Linked DNA regions of Homo sapiens: region 2 is linked to region 1. Evidence: read pairs that join two places in POLR2A ChIA-PET (ENCODE). Cell type or tissue: IMR-90. All regions are shown on one strand. Links, peaks and the distances in the headings refer to the core of each region. The heading gives the core; the rest is flanking DNA. Region 1 overlaps LOC124904179 (a long non-coding RNA gene). Region 2 overlaps GLIS1 (GLIS family zinc finger 1).

Region 1 (11,331 bases), core at 3,914-8,913:
CTACAGCCAGAGCAATCTTCCTAAATCACCCATCCAACCATGTGGCTCTCCTAGCTCCAAGCCTTCTCAATGCTGGGGAACTCCTTGGAGGCAGGAATTCTTTGTCACAGTAGCCTCAGGACCGAGCCCATGCGTGGTGCCCACGCACACTCAGCGAATGATGATTGAATAAATGCACGTTAATAAAGTAGATGAAGAACTTATTGAAGGAGGTGCAGGCCCTTCAAAACCTCATTCAGAGAGGTCAAAACACAATGGCTAAGAATGCAAGGAGGAGGCACCAAGGTCTGGATCCCAGCAGTCTCTATTCTCATCCAACAATATTGGTTGAATACCTACAATGTACTCAGCACTGTCCTGGGCGCCAGAGATTCATGGAGCTTCTCTGTGGACACAGAGTATTCAACTAATCATACAAATGAATGCATCATCACAAATGATAAGACCCTAAGGGAGAATGCTCCATGCTATGAGAGGGTGGGAAATGAGGAAGGGGACTGGAGGCCTGACCCCATCTATGGGGTCCAGGAAGGCTTTCCTGTGGAGGTGATCATTAAACTAGACTCTACGGCTGGGCACGGTGGCTCACACCTGTAATCCCAGCACTTTGGGAGGCCAAGGCGGGCAGTTCACAAGGTCAGGAGTTTGAGACCAGCCTGGCCAACATGGCGAAACCCCGTCTCTATTAAAAATACAAAAATTAGCCAGGCGTGGTGGCGGGTCCTGTAGTCCCAGCTACTCGGGAGGCTGAAGCAGGAAAATTGCTTGAACCCGGGCAGCAGAGGTTGCAGTGCGCCGAGATCATGCCACTGCACTCTGGCCTGGCTGACAGAGCGAGACTCTGTCTCAAAAATAAATAAACAAATAAAAATTTAAAAAATAAACTAGACTCTGTGAGGAGGAGAAGTTACTGGTTGTGGCATTGAGGGAAAGCTTTCCAGCTAGATAGAGGACGATGTCCGAAAGCCCTGAAACTAAAGGAACTAAGATCACTTCCAGGCAGCAAAAGAAGGGCAGTGTGACTGGAGCCACAGAGTGAAGGGCAGGAGGGCATCAGATGAGACTGAGGAAGGGCAAGGTCTGGATGCTAAAGGAATGAAGGATTTTACCTGGAGACTGATGATCAGATCTGTTCTGAAAATACCATTCCAAGCCAGGTACGGTGGCCAATGCCTGTAATCTTACCTACTTGGGAGGCTGAGGTGGGAGGGTCACTTAAGACCAGCAGTTCAAGACCAGCCTGGGCAACATAGTGAGACTCTGTCTCAAAAAATGATGAAAAAATGTAGCCAGGTGTCGTGGCATGCACTTGTAGTCCCAGCTAGTCAGGAGACTGAGGCAGGAGGATTGCTTGAGCCCAGGAGTTCAAGGCTACAGTAAGTAAGCTTTGATCCTACTACTGCACTCCAGCCTGGGTGACAGGACGAGACCTCATCTCAAGAAAGAAAGAAAGAAAAGGAAGGAAGGAAGGAAGAAAGGAGAGAGAGAGAGAGAGAAAGAAAGAAAGAAAGAAAAGGAAGGAAGGAAGAAAGAAAAGGCCAGGTGCAGTGGCTCACAACTGTAATCCTACCACTTTGGGAGGCCCAGATGGGAGGATTAGTTGAGCCCCGGAGTTCGAGACCAGCCTGAGCAACATGGTGAAACCCTGTCTTTACAAAAGATTTAAAAATTTAGCCAGGTGTGGTGACACACACCTGTGGTCTCAGCCACTCGGGATGCTGAGGTGGGAGGATTGCTGGAGCCCAGGAAGTCAAAGCTGCAGTGAGCCGTGATTGTGCCACTGCACTTCAGCCTGGGCAGCAGAGCGAGACCCTGTCTCAAAAAAAAAAGAAAGAAAGAAAGAAAGAAAAGTAAAAAGAAAGTAGCATTCCAGTGTCATGTGGGAAATGGGCTAAGAAAGAGGCAAGAGTAGGTGCTGAATGCACAGTCAGAAGTCCCAAAGATGAGGAGCCTGGACTCCAGGAGAAGTGGCTGGGACATAGCTTTATTTAGGAGGCAAACTTAATACACCTGGGTGATGGGAGTGAAGGGAAGCAATGTCTGGGCATCTAGGAAAATAGCAGTTTTAGGGTTTGGAACCTCCCCTGGGAGGCCCAAGGCATTCTTAGTCCTCAGTGGTGGTTTCCAGAAGCAAAGTCAACATCACCATTACCAAGTCATTAAGCTATATCTCTTCCTCATGCTCATCGCTGCAATGGCTTTTCTAGAGAAACTTTCATTGGCTCTCAGCTCATCACTGTCTTTATAGAGAAACAGAATCAGACTTACTATAATATGCATGTCAAATGCTGCTAATGAGGACAATAAGATCTGATAGCTTAAACAATTATAACGGACAATATTTGCTATAGATATGTAAGGAAGGGCCTGTTACTTATTATGGAAGCACACAGTCCCAGGCCCTGTGGCAGGTGCTTTTCCATACATTAATGCAGACAATGCTGTGTACATACAGCAATACACAGGACAGTCGTATGAACAGGGTAGTATTGTTTCCTATTACAGATGTGGAAGTGAGATCCCAAGGAGGCTAAGTGACTTGCTCAAGACCTCAGAACCAGCAAGTGGCAGAGTCAGGCTTGACCCTAAATACCACCATCTTTCCACCACACTACCACACCTCATCTCCAGCTGATCTGGACCATTCTCTGTCACCTGTCCCTTCCTCTCCTTTCCCCTAGAATGCCTTCCTGGCTGACCACTCCCATCCCAGCCCACCCAGATCTCCAAGTGGCCCCTTCTCCACTTAAGGCTTCCCCTCCCAACCAAACACCAAAAGCACAAAGCCTTCACCATAACTCCTTCCTGTGAACTGTGGAGTCATTGCCCTTCTCAGAGCACCTATTCTCTGCTGTGTTACTTACCCATTTGTGTATTTACTGTATTCCCACTAATAAACTGCAGACCCCTTGAAGGCAGGGACTTTGTATGTGTATCGAACATGTTCAGCAATTTGTGGATATGAACCCATGTACAAAATTGATTCAACAGATCAACAAGTTGGTAAATGAGGCTGAACCAAATGCATATATGGAGTAAGGAACAGAATAGTTGATTATTTTTATTTAAAATGTTTCTTATAAAATAAACAGAAGACTCATCCAGTACACACTAGTATTATGTAATTCCTATGCTGTTTTCCAGGCACATATTAAAGTCATCTAGACCTGTATCCAGAAAGCATTTTAATAAATAGAGGAATGGAATTGTATTCATGAATAAGTTTGAAATGAATTTTTCAATTAAAAAATCAGTTTTAAGACGTTTAATAGACATCTCGCATAATCCGCTCTTCAAAGACATTTTATTTCTTTTATGAAACCAAACTTACCTTACTGCATCCCAAATTCAAACACTCATGCAATGTTACAGTTAGAAGGGAACTTCAAAATCATTCAGTCCAATTCTTTGATTTTTCAGTCGAAATAGATAAGTGATGTGAAATCTTAGCTGAAGTTCACAGAGCTAGATAGTGCCAGAGATAAGACTAGAACTCATTATTTCCGAAACCCAACTCTCAGAGACAGCTGGAAGCCTACCTTTATATTCATCCTTTCATTTTTCTCCAGTAGCAGAACCCCAATTCTATTAATGGGTTACAATCAACCTCTAAAAGACATTTCCTAGACTCCCTTGCAACCAGATGTGGCCATGGGACCACTTTGGCCAATGAGATGCTAAGCGTTAAGTATGTGCACTTTCAGGAAGTGTTCCTAAAAGGGAGGGAGGATGCTATTTTCCCTCCCCTTCCTTCTTCCTGTTGCCTGGAAGGAAGGCATGAAGGCTGTGGTTCCAGGAGCCATGTGGGACCACAAGAGTCAGGACCACACCTTGGGGCTGGCTACGTGGAGAGCTAGAATGAGCCTGAATCCCTGATAACCTCAGGGAGTCACCATAGCCATTCTGGACAGCCTATTTCTGGATCTTCTTTTATGTGAGAAAAAAAAAATAACTGTGTCACTTAAATCACCATTATTCTGAGTTTTCATTTACATGCAGCCAGACTTAACTAACCCATCTTGCTTCCTCCATCTCACTAAATGGCAGTTCCATTCTACCAGCTGCTCAGGCCAAAAACCTTGGAGTCAATACTAGCGACTTTCTCTTTCACACTCCACAACCATTCCACCAGCAGTGCTTGTCACCTCTTCCTTCAAAATAGATCAAATCTGTCTGCATCTCACCCTGGGCCCAGCCACCATCCTCTCTCATCTGGTTACAGCAGTGGTCTCCTAACCTTCTTTCATTCTTGCCTGCCACCCACGGTCTCCAGTCTCTTTTCCACAGAACAGTCAGACTAAATTATTTCTTAAAGGTAATTCAACACATCTTACTCCTTTGCTCAGAACTTCCCAATGGCTGTCCCTGACTCGAAGCGGGAGCAAGGTCCTTCCTGTAGCCTACCTGGCCTGAGTGAGCTTGTCCTGGCCCCCATCTTGTTCACATTACCACACTCCACCTCATCCACTGCGCCTGGCCACCCTGCCCTCTTTGCTATCCCTTGAACTTATCAGGTATATGCCTGCCTTGGGACCGTTCTGTGTTTTGGAACTCACCCCTCAGGTACCTACATATTCTCTCCCTTACCTCATTCAGGTCTCTGCCCAAACATCATTTTATCGGGGGACCTTCCTGGACCACCCTATCTGAAATGGAAAACCAGCCAGGTGCGGTGGCTCATGCCTGTAATCCCAACACTTTGGGAGGCCAAGGTGAGAGGATCACTTGGGCCCAGGAGTTTGAGACCAGCCTGGGCAACATGGTGAGACTCCATCTCTACAAAAAATTAGCTGGGTGTAGTAGCATGTGACTGTAGTCCCAGCCATTCAAGAAGCTGAAGCAGGAGGATCGCCTGAGCCCAGGAGATGGAGGCTGCAGTGAGCTATGATCATGCTGTGATCACACCACTGCACTCCAGCCTGGGCAACAGAGTGAGACCCTGTCTCAAAAAATAAAAATACAAATAAAATGGAAAGCCACTCTACTATTTACTGTCTACTTGTTCCTCAGTGCACTCACCACCACATTGCATTTGTTTATATTCATTCTCTCTCCACCCACTAGAAGGGTAAGCTCATTTGTGTTGTTGACTGTTGTGTTCCCAGCACCCAGAATAGTGTCTAGCACCCTAGGCCTAGCATACATATGAATGATTGAATGAATGAGTAAATGAATGCTAAGTCTGTGCCCTTTTAACTATGTCACTTTGCCTCTAATTGGAATCCAGGTGCATTTGCTCCATGCACAAATATTACTATTGGAGCCGCTTGCTATCCCTGTGAAAGCTTGCTAAATATTTGCTGACAACAAAGATAAGCCAGCTTCTTCTTATCAGTTAACTGAGAAGATCTAAAAGGCAATAAGGTTTTCTATTCTAATAGTCATTATATCGTTAATAACAACCACAAGACATTAAACATTTTGAAATAGGAATAATGGAGAGCAGTACACCAGACAAGTTTGTAAGACTCCAGAATCCAATGTCTTTTGTGGCAGCCCCCCAAATATAAAGCCTTTTCTTTTCCTTTTTTTTTCTTTTTTATTTTTTTTGAGACGGAGTTTCACTCTTTCACCCAGGCTGGAGTGCACTGGTCTAATCTCGGCTCACGGCAACCTCCTCCTCCCAGTTTCAAGCAATTCTCCTGCCTCAGCCTCCCAAGTAGCTGGGATTACAGGCGCCCGCCACCATGCCCAGCTAATTTTTGTATTTTTAGTAGAGACAGCGTTTCACCATGTTGGCCGGGCTGGTCTCAAACTCCTGACCTCATGATCCGCCCGCCTCAGCCTCCCAAAGTGCTGGGATTATAGGCGTGAGCCACTGTGCCTGGCCAAAGCCTTTTCTTACTATTCTCATATCACCTCCTCAGTGAGAAGAGGAGGGTCAAATTGACCACTCATTGTCCAGTGACGAACACAATTGTCTTCTCTTAACACTCTAGCTTTATGGAAAATCCTGGTGGTTAATTTTAAAATACAAATAAAAGTCCACTAAAACAGATTTATCTTTTCATTCACAAACAGTCTATATCTTTTCAAGTTAAGAGGTTTTCAGTTGGCCTTGTAAACTGAAATAATAAATCTCTTAGTAAACTCTACTCACTAAAGAGGTCTTAAGCTCAGGACATTTTTTTGAAACAACGCACTCCTAATATTTGTTTTCATCTGGAGAAGGAGCAAAGCCTGACAGAACACCCCAGGTTCCATTTTCAAAGAAGACCAAGAAGCAACACCTAGCTTCTTCAAGCAGATAGTGGCTGAATTTTGAAAAAAAAAAAAAAAAAAAAAAGTCAATCTCTAAGATTTTGCTTCAAAAATACATACTCCTCTCATACATTTTTGGCGATTGCTGCTTCAAGCTGCTAAAATAGTTCTCCTTTGGGGGAAAAAAATATAGCTCTCAAGAAACTCGAGTTTGGTTTTGAAGACATATCTCCCTGTATATGAATCTGTCTCTTCTAGCTGTGTATCCTTAGGCACATCATTTCACTTCTCCTCCCCTCAAGCTCCTCTGAAGTAACCTCACAACGACCCTGGAGGATAGATTGCTGTTAAAGATAATGCCTGTAAAATGAGGAACACAGGGTCCAGCACATAGTAAGTGCTCAATAAATAGTAGTTACTGTCACTCCATAAGCAACTAGCCACACAGAAGCCTACTCAAGTCATCAGCACTTTTCAATATACTATATGCAAATAATTCATTGTGTAGAACATTTGGAAAATATAGAGAAGTATGACTAAAAAAATAACCCACCAGTACTGTGAATAAAACCTCCCCCAAACCAAAGAGAAATGGTGTGGACAGCAGACAACTTTTCCTCTAACCACTTTGAAATAGTGACCTCTGCTGGCCAGTGGAAAACACAAGCCTTCCAATCACCTCTTCCATGATTGAGCAAGGGTTGAGTGAGCCAGGCTTGGTCCTTGTCCCTAGAACAAAAACCAGGTGTTGCATTACAAGGGACAGAAATCGTCACAAGGGTTACCACGATGTAATTGGGATGTTAACAGAATTAAAGGCCAGTCTTTCCATTTGCTCATCCGCCCAGAAGATTCTTTTTTCAAGCCCCATAGTCTCTTATTTTTAAAATGTCATAATTGCATGCAAATGTTCCAGCAGAAAAACAACGCAAGGGGCATTAAAAATCAATCTTCCATGTAAGCCTCAGATTTTCCAGCATGAAGATCCAAAAGCAAAAGTGGTGACAAATGTGAGGAAAACAGAGTGAAAAAGTCAGAACGCATCATTAAGAATGTTACAACAAAAGGAGGGAAAAAAAATCTCTGGGAGCACATGTCTGATTCAGCTGGGGTGAACAGCCAACTACAAAGAAGGCTTTAAAAACCCTGCAAACTTCTTACAGATAGGGCCCAGAAATCCAATTAGGACCTAGTCAGGAGTCTTTTCTTCAAGGAGAAGTGTGCCTGATGGAGGAGGCCGCTCAAGAGACTACTGACTGGAATATTCAGATGTAAAACACATTCCCACCTCTTAAGGTAGGAAATAAAACAGAAGTTGTAAACTGGCAGTAATAGGCTATGTAGTTTAGTTTGACATTCATTGTTTTGTTTTGAATTAATTAGTTGCCAACACTTCAAAAAGGGAGATTTTGTATCGAAATGCAATTTTTTTTTTTGACTGGGTCTCACTCTGTTGCCCAGGCTGGAATGCAGCGGTGTGAACATGGCTTACTGCAGCCTTGCCTCCCCCAACCCCACCCCACCCCACCCCACCACAGACTCAAGTGATCCTCCTGCCTCAGCCTCCTGAGTACCTGGGACTACAGGCACACGCCACCATTCCCAGCTACTTTTTGTAGTTTTTGTAGAGACAAGGTTTCGCCATGTTGCCCAGGCTGGTCTCCAACTCCTGGGCTCAAGCAGTCCTCCAGCCTCGGCCTCCCAAAGTCCTGGGATTAAAGGCATGAGCCGCCTGGCCTCGTTCTTGTAAACAAATAGGGAGCTCTAGCCACACTGGGCCAGCACTCTCCCATAGCAACAACAGCAGCTGGGGCCAAGCAGCAACAGCAGCCTTCCACACGCTCTCCAGTATGCTGTTCCCTGACCAGCTGGCCTCACTCACCTCATCAATTGTCTGGCTTTTGTGAACACTTAAGTCTAAGACCCTGGGTGTGTAACAGCTCCAAGACACTGATGATGAGGAGTTCCATTCAGTCCAAACAAATATCAACTGTGTACAAGGTACTTTAATAGGCACTAGGGATATAAAGAGAAAGACACGATCCCTAAATCCAAAGAACTCATAGACCTTTGGAAAAGAGGGCAAGCCAATTCACACTAATCATACATTATGACATGTGTATTGGAAAGGTACAAAAGTGGTAAAAACTAAAGGGATTAAATCAATTTTCTAGCTTTTTGAGACACTTACCTCACTGACATCCAGCCTTTCTTCTTTTCTAACATATGCACTTAAGGGTATAAATTTCCCTCTAAGCATGGCTTTTGCTATATCTCACAAATTTCTTTCTTTTTTGTTTGTTTTGAGACAAGGTCTCACTCTGCCTCCAGGCTGGAGTGCAGTGGTGCAATCTTGGCTCACCACAACCTCCGCCTCCCAGGTTCAAATGATTCTTCTGCCTCAGCCTCCCAAGTAGGTGAGCGTCACCACCACCCAGCACATTTTTGTATTTGTAGTAGAGATGGGATTTCACCACGTTGGCCAGGCTGGTCTTGAACTCCTGACCTCAGGTGATCCACCTGCCTTGGTCTCCCAAAGTGCTGGGATTATAAGTGTGAACCACTGCATCCGGCCTCAATACGTATTTTTATTATCACTCATTGAAAAATATTTTTTCCTAACTTCTACCTATGTGATTTCTCCTTTGACCCATAGGTGATTTAAAATGTACCTTACTTTCAAAACATATGGAATGCTCTAATTATCATTTAAAATTGATCTCTACTTCAATTGCCTTATAGACACAATTTTAAATGATGTTAATCCTTTGAGACCGAGACTTACTTTATAGACCAACATATAACCAGAATTGTAAATGTTCAAGATGAGCTTGAAAAGAATGCTTGGACTCCAGTAGTTAGGTGCAGTGCTCCTCATGTGTCCCATAGGTCAACTGTGCTGACTATGTCATTCAGATATTCTACATCCTTACTGATTTCCAAAGTCTACTTCTATCAGTTACCAAGAGGTGTGGAAAATAACTTCTTTTTTTTTTTTAAATTTAGACAGAGTCTTGGTCTGTCACCTAGGCTGGAGTGCAGTGGTGTGATCTTGGGTCACTGCAACTTCTGCCTCCCAGGTTCAAGTGATTCTTCTGCCTCAGCCTCCCGAGTAGCTGGGATTACAGGTGCACACCACCAAACCGGGCTAATTTTTGTATTTTTAGTAAAGATGGGGTTTCACCATGATGGCCAGGCTGGTCTCGAACTCCTGACCTCAAATGATCAGCCCGCCTCGGCCTCCCAAAGTGCTGGGATTACAAGCGTGAGCCACCACACCCAGCCTGTTCTGTCAGTTTTTATGTATTTTTTTTTTACCAAAGCAACATACATAAAGTACACAAATTTTGCACATGCAATTCAATGAATTTTTATATGTATACACCCCCATAACTCAAATCAATATATGGACGTTTCCAGCACCTCAGAAGTTTTCCTCATGCCCTTCCACAAAGTCAATATACTGCCTCCTTCCCCATTACCACTACTTTGACTTCTATCACCATTAAATTCCACCTGTTCTCAATATGCATATAAATGTCATCATACATTAGATATTCCTTTGTGTCTGGCTTCTTTGGCTTAGTGTCTGTGAGCTCCATTCACATTGTTACATTTAGCAGTAGTTCATTCTTTTGATTGCTAAGTAACATTGCACCGTAAAAGTATAGCACACTTTATTCTACTGTTGATGAACATTTCAATTGTCTCTCATTGGGGACTATTGTGAAAACTCCTGCTTAGAGGCATCCTAGTAAACATGACTTTTGGTGGGCATATGCACTCATTTCTCTTGGACATTTACCAATTAGCAGAACCGATAGGTCACAGGGTAGGCACATGTTTAGCTTTAGTAGATATTGCCCATTTTTTCCCTCCTTCCAGCAATTATATGAGAGTTTTAGTTGTTCTACATCCTCATCAACACCCGTTATTATCAATCCTTTTATTTTTAGCCTTTGTAATGGGTGTGTATTAGTCTGTTTTCATGTTGCTCATAAAGACAAACCCGAGACTGGGCAATTTACGAAGGAATGAGGTTTAATGGAGATCTCACAGTTCCACGTGGCTGGGGAGGCCTCACAATCATGGTAGAAGGCAAGAAGGAGCAAGTCACATCTTACGTGGATGGCGGCAGGTGAAGAGAGTTTGTACAGGCAAACTCCTGTTTTTAAAGACATCAGATGTCATGAGACTTATTCACTATCACGAGAACAGCAAAGGAAAGACCCGCCCCCATGATTCAGTTATCTCCCACTGGGTCCCTCCCACAGCCCATGGGAATTATGGGAGATACAAGATGAGATTTGGGTGGGGATACAGAGCCAAATCATATCATTCTGCCCCTGGCACCTCCCAAATCACATGTCTTCACATTTCAAAACCAGTCATGCCTTCCCAACAGACCCCCAAAGTCTTAATTCATTTCAGTATTAACTCAAAAGTCCACAGTCCAAAGTCTCATCTGAGACAAGGCAAGTCCCTTCCACCTATAAGCCTGTAAAATCAAAAGTGAGCTAGTTACTTCCAAGATACAATGGGAGTACAGGTATTAGGTATATACAGCCATGCCAAATGGGAGAAATTGGCCGAAACAAAGGCCTCATGCAAGTCCCAAATGCAGTGGGGCAGTCAAATTTTAAAGCTCCAAAATGGTCTCCTTTGACGCCATGTCTCAAACCCAGGTCACGTTGATGCAAAAGGTGGGCTCCCCCAGCCTTGGGCAGCTCCACCCCTGTGGCTTTGCAGGGTACAGCCCACCTCCTGACTGCTTTCACAGGCTGGCACTGAATGTCTGCAGCTTTTCCAGGCACATGGTGCAAGCTGTCAGTGGATCTACCATTCTGGGGTCTAGAGGATTGTGGCCCTCTTCTCACAGCTTCACTAGGCAGTGCCCCACTAGGGACTCTGTGTGGGGCCTCCAACCCCACATTTTCCTTCTGCACTTCCTGAGCAGAGGTTCTTCATGAGGGCCCAACGCCTGCAGCAACCTTCTGCCTTGGCATCCAGGTGTTTCCATACCTCCTCTGAAATCTGGGTGGAGATTCCCAAACCTTAATTCTTGACTTCTGTGCACCCACAAGCTTAACACCATGTGGAAGCTGCCAAGGTTTGGGGCTTCCACTGTCT
Region 2 (12,380 bases), core at 7,381-12,380, 100 kb before region 1:
CTCCACAACAGCAAGTATTATTTGCAGAGGAGCGACAGATTCCACTGGTATAAAAGGATCACGCAGGCTGCTGTGCTGAAAGCAGACTGTCTCGCTTATTTGTTGGTTTACGGTTTATCTCCTCCACAAAAATCTAAGGTCCATGAGGGCAGCACTTAATCTGAATTGATCACTATTATCTCTCCTCAGTGCCTAAGAACAGGGCTTGGCATGTGCATAGGAAATGTCTGTGAAATAACTAAACAAACGCACGCCAGCCACACCGGCCTCCTGGCTATTCCGCACTCATGCCAAGCACAGTCTGGCCTCGGGGACTTTGCAATTGATGTGTGCGCTCTGCCTAGAATGCTTCTCCCCCCCAGACATCTGCATGGGTCCTTCCATATTTCGGATCTTGATTCACACATTGCATGAACATTGGGGCCTTTCCTGGTCGTGCTATTCCAAACACGAAATAGCCCTCTCCAACACTTCCTGTCTCCCTTCCCTGCTCATTTGTTTCTGTTTCACTTGTTACCAAATGACACACTGTATATTTCCTGTGTTTCCATCTGTCTCTACCCACTAGAAGACAGGCTTCTGGAAGAAGATGTTGGTCTATTGTAGTCACTGATCAGTCCCCGAAGTCTACAACAGTTGTGACACCCAGCAGGGGCCTAGCAAATGCTTACTGAATGGGGAATGACTCCTCCCGCTTACTCTCTTATCCATACTCAGCAAGCAGGATGGCAGGCCAGGGTGATAGGGGATGGCCGAGGGGATGGCCTGCCCAACAGCAAGACCCCCTATGAACCACAACCCTTGGGGTACAGGCCAACATGGGAAGAAGGGCTATGCCATCTGTGCTAAGTTGTTTCATGGTAAGCCATCTCCTGGTAACCACAAGTAATAAGTGTTTTCATCTCCATTGTACTCAAGAGGAAACACTGGTGCTCAGAGAAGCTAAGTAACTTTCCCAAGTTCATAGAATTTAGGGGGCAGCAGAGCTGGATTTTCAAGAGTCTACCTGACTCCTTGCTTGCAGGAAGTAGAGCTGGGCTTTCGTGGTGTCTACCTCACTCCTTGCAGTTCTTATTCAATCAAAGCCTTATTGACCTGCCATGCCATGCCTGACCCTGCACTAGGTCCTGAGGAATGCAGCAGTGAACAAGGGGGGCAGGGGCCATATTCATTCATATGATGAATATTACAAAGAAGTGAAAATGAATGAACTAGAGACACCTGCAACATCCAGCAACATAATGCTGAATTTAAAAAGCAAATCTCAGTATACCGAATAAAGTTCAAAATCCACTAAAATGGAATATATTGTTTAGGCACACATAGACACGTGATAAAAACTATTTATTTGATTAAAAATTATTTTAAAGCAAGAGAATGACAAACATAAGATTACCTCTAGTGGGTAAGCAGGGATGAAAGAAATAAAATATATAAGAATTGAAAGGAATAAATAAAACTTATTATTCACAAGTGATAATCAGAAATCAAAAAGAATCTAAAAACAAACTAGACCATTAAAAAGTTAATTTGACAAGGTCAGTAGATATAACAGGAACACTCAAAACTCAATTATATACTTATCTACAATAAACAGTAAAGGGAATTTTTTAGATATCATTTATGGTAACATAGAATAACATCAAATACATACGGATAAATCTAACACAAGATATACAAGACCTCAACAAAGAAAATTGCTAGACAGGCTGGACATGGTGGCTCACACCTGTAATTCCAGCGCTTTGGGAGGCTAAGGTGGGTGGATCAGTTGAGGTCAGGAGTTTGAGACCAGCCTGGCCAACATGGTAAAACCCCGTCTTGACTAAAAATACAAAACTTAGCCAGGTGTGGTGGCGCACATCTGTGGTCCCAGCTACTTGGGAGGCTAAGGGAGGAGGACTGTTTGAACCTGGTAGGCAGAGGTTGCAGTGAGTAGAGATCACACCACTGCATTCCAGCCTGGGCAACAGAGCAAGACTCTGTCTCAAAAAAGAAAGAAGAAAGGAAAGAGAGAGAGAGAGAAAGAGAGGGGAAGGAAAGAAGGAAGGAAGGAAGGAGAAGGGAAGGGAAGGAAGGAAAGGAAGGAAGGGAAGGAAGGAAGGAAGGAAAGAAGGAAGGAAAGGGAAGGGAAGGGAAGGAAAGGAAGGAAAGGAAGGAAAGGAAGGAAAGGAAGGAAGGGAGGGATGAAGGAAAAGAAAATTGAGATAAATTAAGGAAGACCTAAATGAATTGAGAGATAAGCCATATTCATGGGTCAGAAGATTCCAAATGTGAATTTAGAAATTCCAAATTTATCTAGAAGCTGGAAGTTGCAAATTTTTCTTCCCAAATTTATCTAGAGATTCAGTGCAATCCAAATCAAAATCCCAGCAGGTTCTTTTTGTCTGTGGAAATTACCAAGCTGGTTCTAAAATTTATATTAAAATTCAAACAGCCAAGAATAGCCAGGGTGATCCTGAAGAATAAGGTAGATATCAAGACTTATTATAAAGCTACAGTAATTAATGTGAAACTGGCACAAAGATAAACAAATAGGCTAATGGAACAGAACAGAGAATCCAGAAATAGAGCCATTTATTTAATTGATTTATGGTAAAGGTGGCCCTTCAGAAAAGTGGGGGAAGGACAACGTGGTCAATAGAAGCTGCTGGCTCAATCGGATTTCTATACAATGTCGGAAAAAAGAAACTTGACACCTTCTGCACACCAAACATAAAAACCAAATCCAGAGAGCCTCCTCGTATTTAGATGGACTATACATCTAAATACTAAATGTAAAACAGCCAAGCTTCAAAAATAAGCTTGTAAAAGAAAATTGTATAGGAGACTATTTTCACAATTTGAGATAAATTCACAAAGATTTCTTAAACAGGACTCAGAAGCACTAACCATAAAAGTAAAGATGAATAAACTAGATTATTTTGAAATGGAGAGTTTCTACTCATCAAAAGACATCATTAAGAGAGAAAAAGGGCAAGCCACATCTAACTAACAAAGGGCTTGGATCTAGAATACATGAAGATCTTCTACACGAAAAAAGGCAAACAACTCAATTAAAAAAAACTTCCCCAGACACAGTGGCACATGCCTGTAATCCCAGCATTTTGGGAGGATGAGGCAGGAGGATCACTTGAGCCCAGGAGTTCAAGACCAATCTGGTCAACATGATGAAACTCCATTGCTACAAAAAAACAAAAAATTAGCCAGGCATGGTGGTATGTGCACCTGTGGTCCCAGCTACTCAAGAGGCTGAGATGGGAGGATCGCTTGAGCCTAGGAGGTGGAGGCTGCAGTGAGCCGTGATTGCGCCACTGCATTCCAGCCTGAGCAACAAAGTGAAACCCTGTCTCAAAAAAAAATAAAAATTAAAAAAAAGACTTGAATAGGCACTTTACAAAAGAGAATATTCAAATGGTCAAAAAATATATGAAATGATGCTCAACATCATTAATCGCCAGAAAAATGTAAATTCAAACCACACTAAGACACCAACACACACCCACCAGAATGGCTAAAATTTAAAAGACAAGCAACATCGTATGTTAGATGGGGAGCAATGGGAACTCTGCTACTCTGCCAGCGGGAGTGCTAAAATGGTGCAGCCACTTTGGAAAGCTGTTTAGCATTATATACTAAAAATGAACATGGTCACATCCTATAGCTCAGCAGTTTAATTCCTACATATATACCCAATAGAAGTACACGTATATGCACATCCTAAGACATGTATACATATATTCATCATAATGTAAATATGGTCAAAAACTGGAAACAACACAAATGCTCGACAGCAGTGGAAAAGATGAGTAAACTGTAATACCATACATCAGTGAAAATGAATAAGCCATAGCTGCACAGCATGAACAGATTTCAGAAACATAATGTTGAGTGAAAAAAATCGGACACGAGAGAGTATGTACTGTAAGATCCCAGCCATATCGAGTTCAAAAACAAGCAAAACAAATCTGTGGTACCAGAAGTCAGGCCTGTGGTTACCTTGAAGAAGGAGGCAGGGAGGAGAGATGGGGAAGGCCATGAGTGGGGCTCTTCCGGGAATAGTAATTACGTAAATACTGGGTCCACAGTTACATTCACCTTGTGATATTCATCGAATTACATACTTACGATTTGTGTACTTTTCTATATACAGTTGACTCTTGAACAAGATGGTTTTGAACTGCACGGATCTACTTATTCATGGATTTTTTTTCAATAAATATATTAGAAATTTTTGGAGATTTGCAACAATTTGAAAAAATTCACAGACGAACTGCATAGCCTAGAAATATCACAAAATTAAGAAAAAGGCATGACTTAAATGCATAAAATGTATGTAGATACTAGTCTATTTTATCACTTACTACCATAAAATATATACGAATTATAAAAAGTTTAAATGTATCCAAATCTGTGCACACAGTTACAAACTGTACATGGCACCATTTGCCGTTCACAGAAACTGAAAGATGCAGTATTAAATCATAGCTGCAGAAAATTAACTATATGTTCTGTACGACTGCAGCTATGTCATAGCCACCTCCTGTTGCTATTGGGTGAGCTCAAGTGTTGTGAGTATCTGTGAGGTGCTCATCATCTCCGTGTGAGCAGTTCACCTCTCCAGTATATTGCGCACCACAGTAAAAAGTCATCTTTCAAGGTTCTCACATATTTTTTATCGTGTTTAGTGCAATACTGTAAACTTTGAATAACACCATAGGACCCATATGAACTGCCACTGGTGATGCTGGAAGTGCTCCCAAGAAGCAGAGAAAAGTCATGACATGACAAGAAAAAGCTGACTTGCTTGATATGTACCATAGATTGAGGTCTCCGGTTGTGGTTGTCATTTCAGACGGTTCATCTTGCAAACAGATGATGTAAACTTACAGTATTGATAAATACAATACAGTTCTATAAACATATTTCTCTTATGACTTTCTTAATAACAATTTCTTTTCTCAAGCTTACTTTATTGTAAGAACACAGGATGTAATCCATATAACATATAAAATATGTGTTAATCGACTGTTTATGTTATCCGTAAGGCTTCTGATCAACAGTAGGTCATTAGCAGTTAAGTTTTTGGACAGTCAAAAGTTATATGCAGATTTTTGACTATACCGGGGCTCTCAGCACCCCAACCCCTGTGCTGTTCAAGGGTCAACTGTGTAAGATTTACTTCAACAACAAGTAAAATCAACATAGAATCACAGAAACAAAATTGAGTAAAGTGATCACCTCCAGATGGGCAGCAGGGAGACAAGATAGGGGCAGTACATGCATAAATGTATTTTGTTAGTGTTCAAGTCACAGTTTGGGTGGTTAATTATATTGAAACAGGGGTGGGGGTGATAATCCAGACGGAGAAATAGATAGGTGGGCTCATTAATGGACCAAAGGCAGTGACACAAACCAGTAACTGTGCTTGATCCAACTCTATGCATTCAAGGTTAAAAACATAAATCCATAAAAAAGACCACACTTGGCCGGGCGAGGTGGCTCACACCTGTAATCAAAGCACTTTGGGAGGCTGAGGCAGGTGGATCACCTGAAGTCAGGAGTTCAAGACCAGCCTGGCCAACATGGCGAAACCACGTCTCTACTAAAAACACAAAAATTAGACAGGCGTGGTGGCACACGCCTCTAGTCTCAGCTACATGGGAAGCTAAGGCAGGAGAATTGCTTGAACCTGGGAGGATGAGGTTGCAGTGAGCCAAGATCACGCCATTGCACTCCAACCTGGGCAACAGAGTGAGACTTCATCTCAAAAAAAAAAAAAAAAAAGACCACACTTTAGGAAAGGCTTGGTAGGGTCATGAGGCGAGTAGGGGATGCACTGCTCTGTCAAAGCTAGAATAAAATAGATATTCCTTTCTTATTTCAGCATGGGGAACAAAGGCAGGTCTCCGGTAATTACAGACTAAAGAGATGGCGGAAGGAACGAATAGGTGAATCAGGACGCTCCCCCAGTCCTGGGATCTCACCCCGTCTGCCCACTGCAATTCTCTCCTCAGGCTTACACCTAGTTTTGGCTGGCACTGGCCTAATTAGTGCAGCCTCTAATAAAACCTCCTCACCATCCTCTCTCAGGCATCGAACACTGGCCCAGGGAGCCCTGGATGTTGGGCCAAATGAGTTAACAATTTCCTTCTAGCCCTGTGGCGTTTCTAAAATGCTAGTCCATTTTTTTCACAGTCTGAGAGGCCAGAGTCTGAGCCGTTTAACAGTCCAGTTCTGGCCTAGATCTGTCACCACGACAGTAAAAAATAAAAATTAAAAAAAGTTTAAGTGCATCGTATGCTTATAATAAATAGTTTGCACAAAATTATTCATTCCACATATGGGCAGAGCGATGCCTTTCATGTGCACATTGTTTGTGGAGAGCCCGTAACTGGAGTTGTTACTGGGCAGAATGTGGAAGTCGTTTTCTACTATTAAGTAAGGGAAACAAGGTTCGCATTTTAAAATTAATTCAATGAAAACTATTAAGCAGTTGGCCGTGAATGCCTTGCTATTTTTTCCAAACTGATACTAATAAGGGCTCCTACTGCCAGCCCTGCCTAAACAAAAACACAAGAGTAACCACAAAATTTCCAAGAACATTTTCCCAGTGTTCTTCTGAAACACAAACCAGTGCAGATCCCACAAAACTTGAGACCCAAATCCCTGTGACAGTACCTTCAGGTGGGTCTGGGGGGGCGACTGCCTCTTGGGTGCCAAGGGGCTGGTGAGTGGATCACTGTCATCCTTTTGTTCAATAATCAGCTGAGGCCAGGCACAGTGGCCTCACATCTGTAATTCCAGCACTCTGGGAGGTGAAGGCAGGAGGACTGTTTGAGGCCAAGAGTTTGAGACCAGCCTGGGCAACATAGTGACACCCTGTCTCTACAAAAAATAAAAATTAGCTGGGCATGGTGGCACACACCTGTAGTCCTAGCTACTCAGGGGGCTGAGGTGGAAGGATCGCTTGAGCCCAGGAGCTTGAGGCTGCAGTGAGCCATGTTCGTGCCACTGCACTCCAGACTGGGCAACAGACGAAGATCTTGTCTCAAAAAAAAAAAAAAAAAAGCAATTGACAAGCGGGGCACCCCAAGGCCTGGGCTCTACCTGAGTATTGAGGGGTGGAAGGCACTCAGGGTGAATGAGACAAATGCACGTCCTCAAGGCCTCTCCAGAGTTATGCAGGCAGCAAGTACTAAGCATTGACAGTACACCCACTGTGGGACAGCTGGCGGAGGCAGAAGACTACAGGATTCAGAGTCCGAAAGACCAGGGTTTAAATCTCAGATATGCACTTCCTAGCTCAGTGTCTTCATCTGTAAAACGGGCTGTTCTGTGAATTCTGTGTGTCCCTGTATGTAATGAGCCTCTCACATGCTTAGCACACAGCAGATGATCATCAAAGGTTGGGCCCCTTTCTTCCCTTCTGTGCCAGCTCTGTGCTGAGGATGTGGAGATGAGTTGGCCGCGGCTCTCAGTGGAAAACCAGCTTGCTAGAGTAGGAGGTACAGCCTTCTATGGGAGCTCAGTGGGGGAAGGAGGCTTAGATCTCAGGCCCAGGGGTGAGTCCTCCACCTGCCATACCTGAAGGCATGCCCTCATCTGCTGGCCACTCCAGACACTGCTGACCAGAAAAGAGGGTGGGATGAGATGGTGGCCAGGGGATCTCTGGAAGCCCCAAACCATTCTGGGATGAACAGTTTATATGTCCATGTCCCTGGGCCCTATGACCATGAGCCCCTGGAGGGCAGGGATAGTGTCTGACTCATCTGAGTCCTCAGTGCCCAGCCAGGCTGGGAGCAGACCACAACTCAGTGAAGGTTAGTTGATAAACGAATGAGTCCTCAATGATCTCTTCCATGTGTTTCCCGAGGCTCCTCGGTCCCTGTGCAACACAAGCCTCCTCAGTCACCCTCCTAAAACCAAGATCCAAGGTGACATAGAGGACCTGGACCCTGGGGCCAGTCCTAGGATGACATGAGGACCAGCTAAGGCCCCTAAAAATGAGGCAGGGGGCATGACAACTTCAGCCCCACCCTGGCCATGTGGTCCTGGGAAAGCCATTGAACATCTCACTGAGCTTCCATTTCCTCATCTGCAAGTGGGGATGATGAGAAAGCAACTCCTGCCCAGGGCGGCCAAGAAGATCAGCTGAGAAAACAGAAGAGAATGAGGCTTGCTGCACACACAGGAGGCTCAGCGCTTCCTTCTGATGTCTGTCTCTCAACACATTCTGATGGTGCATCTCCTGTGGGCAGGCCCTGTGGGCCCAAAGAGACAAACCCAGGCTGGAGGTCGGACTGGGTAAGTGCAGAGGTCCTGAGCACCATCAAGCCTGAACGAAGCAAAGGAGAAAGAAAAAGTGGCTGGGGATATTGCTTGGCACTGATGGGAGCTTAGCAAATGCTAGACTGGTAAAGAAGCAGATGGATGGACATATAGATGGGGACAAACGAATGAATGAAGACAAATCTCAAGGTTTTGGTTCCTCCTCTTCCCATGGTTTGGTGTGCCTTGTCCCCAAGAGACTCAGGCCCACAGTCCTCTCAGGGCCCCCAGTGGAAGTACCTATCCACAACATGCATCACAGCCCGGCGACCCCTGCCCAAGTCTCCATCCTCTCCACTCGCTGTCTATTTCTCTCTGTCTGCGTTCCTCTGTTCTGTCTCGTGGTCTCTTTCTGCAAGTCTCTAACGTTCTCTAGCTCATTCTGTTTTTCTCTGCAGGTGGGTATCTTTACCCAGATCTCCTCTTGGCCTCTACCTCTTCTTTCTTTCCTTCCCTCCTCCCCCTCACCCCACTGCCTGTCTTCCTGATCGCCATGTGAATTCCTTCTTCCTGCGGCACAGGTGTGCCTGCAGATGTTTTATCCAGGGAGACACTGCTGGTAAGCAGTGAGAGGATCAGGGTGAGACAGACATCCCTGCTGAAAGGGGGTGTGGCCTGAGGTCAGCTGTGACCCCAGTCACTGGCCCTCCACCATCCCCGCCCTCCCCATGCATCTCCTGATCCCTGGCCCTCCTCTGGCCCCCACCCTACAGGCTGCCAGCAGTGGGTGAGGAGGAAGAAGTGCTCCCGAAGGAGAAGTATCCACCTGGACCAGACCCTAAGGAACAGGGTGCCACAGGACCGGCAGGTTAGTTTTCACTAAGGGGTTCCCAGTCAAAGCACTGCCATCCCCCACCATGGGGCAGACACAGGAGGCTGTGAGAGGGGCAGTGCCAAATTCCACCTAGCTTGGGACTGAGACCAGTACACACAAGACCTCAGCATACCAGCAATGCTGATCACCTGCACAGTTGAGCCTGGCACTTCACAATTTCCCAGATCCTGACACATCCACCCTTCCCTTCAACAAATACTTATTGAGCACTCCTCTGTGCCAGGCACGGTTCTAGGTACTTGGGACAGAGCAGCGAACGAGATCAACAAGATCATGTGGAACTACTATTCCACACTATCTCTACTATTCGTGTGGAGAGCAAGCAACCTGCGAAGTCAGAACACAGAGGCCAGGGGGATGGAGGAGCCATAGGCGGTGAGAGGAGCAGGTCGGGGGCCGGAACAGCCCCAGCTCTGAACACATTAAATCTGGGGTGCCGCCTGGGTGTCCACATGGAGACACAGGGATGGCAGGCAGACAGGCAAGTCTGAGTTCCGGGGAAGATCCAGATGGGCATAGAAATTTGGGAGTCATCAACAAATGGGCGTTCTTCAAAGCCACGGCCTGGATGAGATTGAGAGAAAGAAAGGTCAGTGAGATGGTGGGGAACCAGAACGGGGACTGGGAAGAAGCGGAGGGGGAAACTCGGAGAGCGCAGTGTCTGGAGAACAAAGTGATGAGACACATCAGGGAGGAGGGAGCGAGCCCTGGCAAATGCACTGAGGGTCCCAGGACTGAGGCGACTGCAGCCCGGCCAGCCCTCCAGCGATCCTCCTAGGAGCAGCGTCGTGCCGCTACAGATGTGAACGCCCAGCAAGCCAGGGCTCCGAGAAAAATGGAGAGAGAGAAATGGGACCAAAAGTACAGCTAACTCTTTCCAAGAGTTTTGCTCAAAAGGAAAGGAAAGGAACGAAGGCAGTCTCTGAAGAGGGAAGTGGGTTGAGAGGTTTGTTTTGGTTTGTAAAATGGTAGAAACATCAGCTTGCTTACATGGGGATGGGGATGACTCAACAGAAAGGAAATGCTGATGATGAGGAGCTATGTCTTGGAGCAGGTGACGGGGCCTAGTGCACAGGGCCAGTGTGACGCTCACACACCCCAGAGGCTGGCCAGGCAGGAGGACCTGTCCTCATTTTTTAGGTGAGGAAACTGAGGCTGAAAATGGCTAACCTGTACCTTCAGATGTAGGAATGCCCAGGTGTTCCTTTCTCACCTGACACCTTACTTAAAAACCTCCTGTAACCCCCCAGAGGGTGAGGAATCTGCATTTTAACCCCTTCCCTAAATGTTTCTTATGCACACTGAGGTTTGATAATCACTGCTCTAGACGAGTTGTCTCCAACTTTTTTGATCTCATATCCCAATCTGGAGAAAATGTATTCATTGATAATTTAACTATGTATATATAACCAAATGCATTCTACCACATGCTAGTTATATGGCCTTGGGGTGCAAGGAAGTTCTCCGTGTCTCAGTTTCCTCATTTGTAAAAACCACATATCTCATACAGTCATTGTGAAGACCAAGTGAGTTACAAACATGTGCAGTGCTCAGAACAGTGCCTCACATGGAGGCTCATCACCATTATTATACCAAGAGTGAGATGCACCAGATAAGAATCGCATTCTAATATTTCTTCCCCCACCCCACAGACGTTCTGGGCACCCCCAGCTGAGCCATCGCTGCTCCACACAGTGAACTCGAGGATGAGAACCACATCTTTCTTATTCATCTTATTTCCCTTGCCTACATGGGGGTCTGGCACACAGCAGGCAGGCAATAACCTTGTGCTGGTTTACTTGTTACACCTGTTTATTTATCCACACTGCTTGGGCCCAACCTCAGGTTGAGGCACCACGAGCTGCATATCATCACTTAATCTTTCCAACAAGCACCAAGGTAGGGATCAATATTCCATTTTACAGCAAGAGACACTGAGGCTCTGGGAGTAAAGTGGTTTGTCTAAGATCCCAGATAGAATTAGAGCTTGGGCCCAAACCCAGGACACCAGATGCCTAGTCCCATGGCCAGTGGCCTCTCCCCATCACCAGGGGCTCAGCCCAGTATATACTGCTGGGATCTGGCCAACTGGGGAAGGGGGGTTGGCTCTCAGCTTCCTCATCCTCCTGCCCCCAGTGGAAGAGGAAAAGAGGAAGCACGGGGCAAAGGCTCACACACCTCATAATCAGCAGATGCACCTAGGGAAGCAGAGCCCCAAACAGGGAGGGAGGCAGAAGGGGAGTTGCGGCTCACAGGCACACCACCCCATTCCACTCCACCCCAGAGGGGAGTGCCCCATCCTAAGGTGAAACCCTCGCCTCTCATCAGGAGTCTGCATCTTCTCCTCACCTGAGACCTCCTCCTGGCCAAGCTGCAGATCAGCCGGGGAGGCTGCATTAACGGCTTTCTGAAATGTCACCAAGAACAAAGCTCCCCTTTCTGCCAGCCTCTAGTATTTACAAGCAAGCACAAATCTGTGAGAAAATTCAATTGAACACAGATGGCAGGAAATTCCTCTAAAATGACAGTGGCCAAATTCAAACCACAAGACATGAAAATAACCCAACATACTAGACATGAAGAACACATCTTATAGACTTCTCCTCGTGCGATTTGCAATCTGTGATGGATTACCAGGAAGACAGACTGCAGATTTATTGGACTTCTGTAGAACACGGATTCCATTTGCAACAATTAAACCTTCCGTGGTTGAGAAAGGGGTCGGAGAGGGCCAGGGGGAGATGGTGAAGTTAAGGAATGTGTTGTGAGGCTGATAAAGGTGGGCGTTAGCACTGGCAGTACCGGAGGGCCAGTCCAGCCAAAGCCCAAGGTGCCACTAGGCTGCAGGCCCCACTGTGTGGCAGTCAGTTAGGGGCAGAGGCATGCCGCCAGGCTACCGCAGACAGGTACGTGCAAATCTGCTAGTCCTCTGGGTCTAAGCTAGACCAGAGCTGTGGCTGGATCCTCATAACTGCAGAGGTCCGGAGGGTGCAGGAGAGAGGAACACAATCAATGAGCTGAGGGACAGCGATATCACAGTCCCCACACCTTTGACAAAGGAGACATCACTCATAGACAGCAAGTGGCTGAAGCTGGGTCCCTGTTTGCCACCCCCGGGCTAATGCACCGGGGGCCTTTTAGTGTGTGCTGGTGGCTGGGCACAGCCATTAAACAGGTGTGCTTAAACTCTTAATGAGCTCAACATATGCTAATA

The links. Peaks named below come from ENCODE experiments on the same cell type or tissue, not always from the same donor. Only the 100,000 strongest peaks of a DNase experiment are listed, where the experiment ranks them.
Region 2: POLR2A ChIA-PET joins it to region 1 with 5 read pairs; 1 of 35 experiments calls an interaction of 5 or more read pairs at or near these places.

What each region holds. Positions count from the first base shown.
Region 1 is chr1:53,748,045-53,759,375 of GRCh38, forward strand. It overlaps LOC124904179 (a long non-coding RNA gene), which reads right to left. Exons shown (of 2, transcript XR_007066094.1): 2 at 10,225-10,366. Among named protein-coding and RNA genes, the nearest start is that of GLIS1, 15 kb to the left of the region's middle. In IMR-90, for the core only: a CTCF peak has its summit at 6,849 (motif pointing left); a DNase peak (open chromatin) is centred at 6,827; H3K27me3 peaks cover 6 bases.
Region 2 is chr1:53,644,821-53,657,200 of GRCh38, forward strand. The region is part of intron 2 of GLIS1 (GLIS family zinc finger 1); the gene reads right to left. Among named protein-coding and RNA genes, the nearest start is that of GLIS1, 88 kb to the right of the region's middle. In IMR-90, for the core only: no CTCF peak of the experiment used is centred there; DNase peaks (open chromatin) are centred at 10,171 and 11,681; H3K27ac peaks cover 437 bases.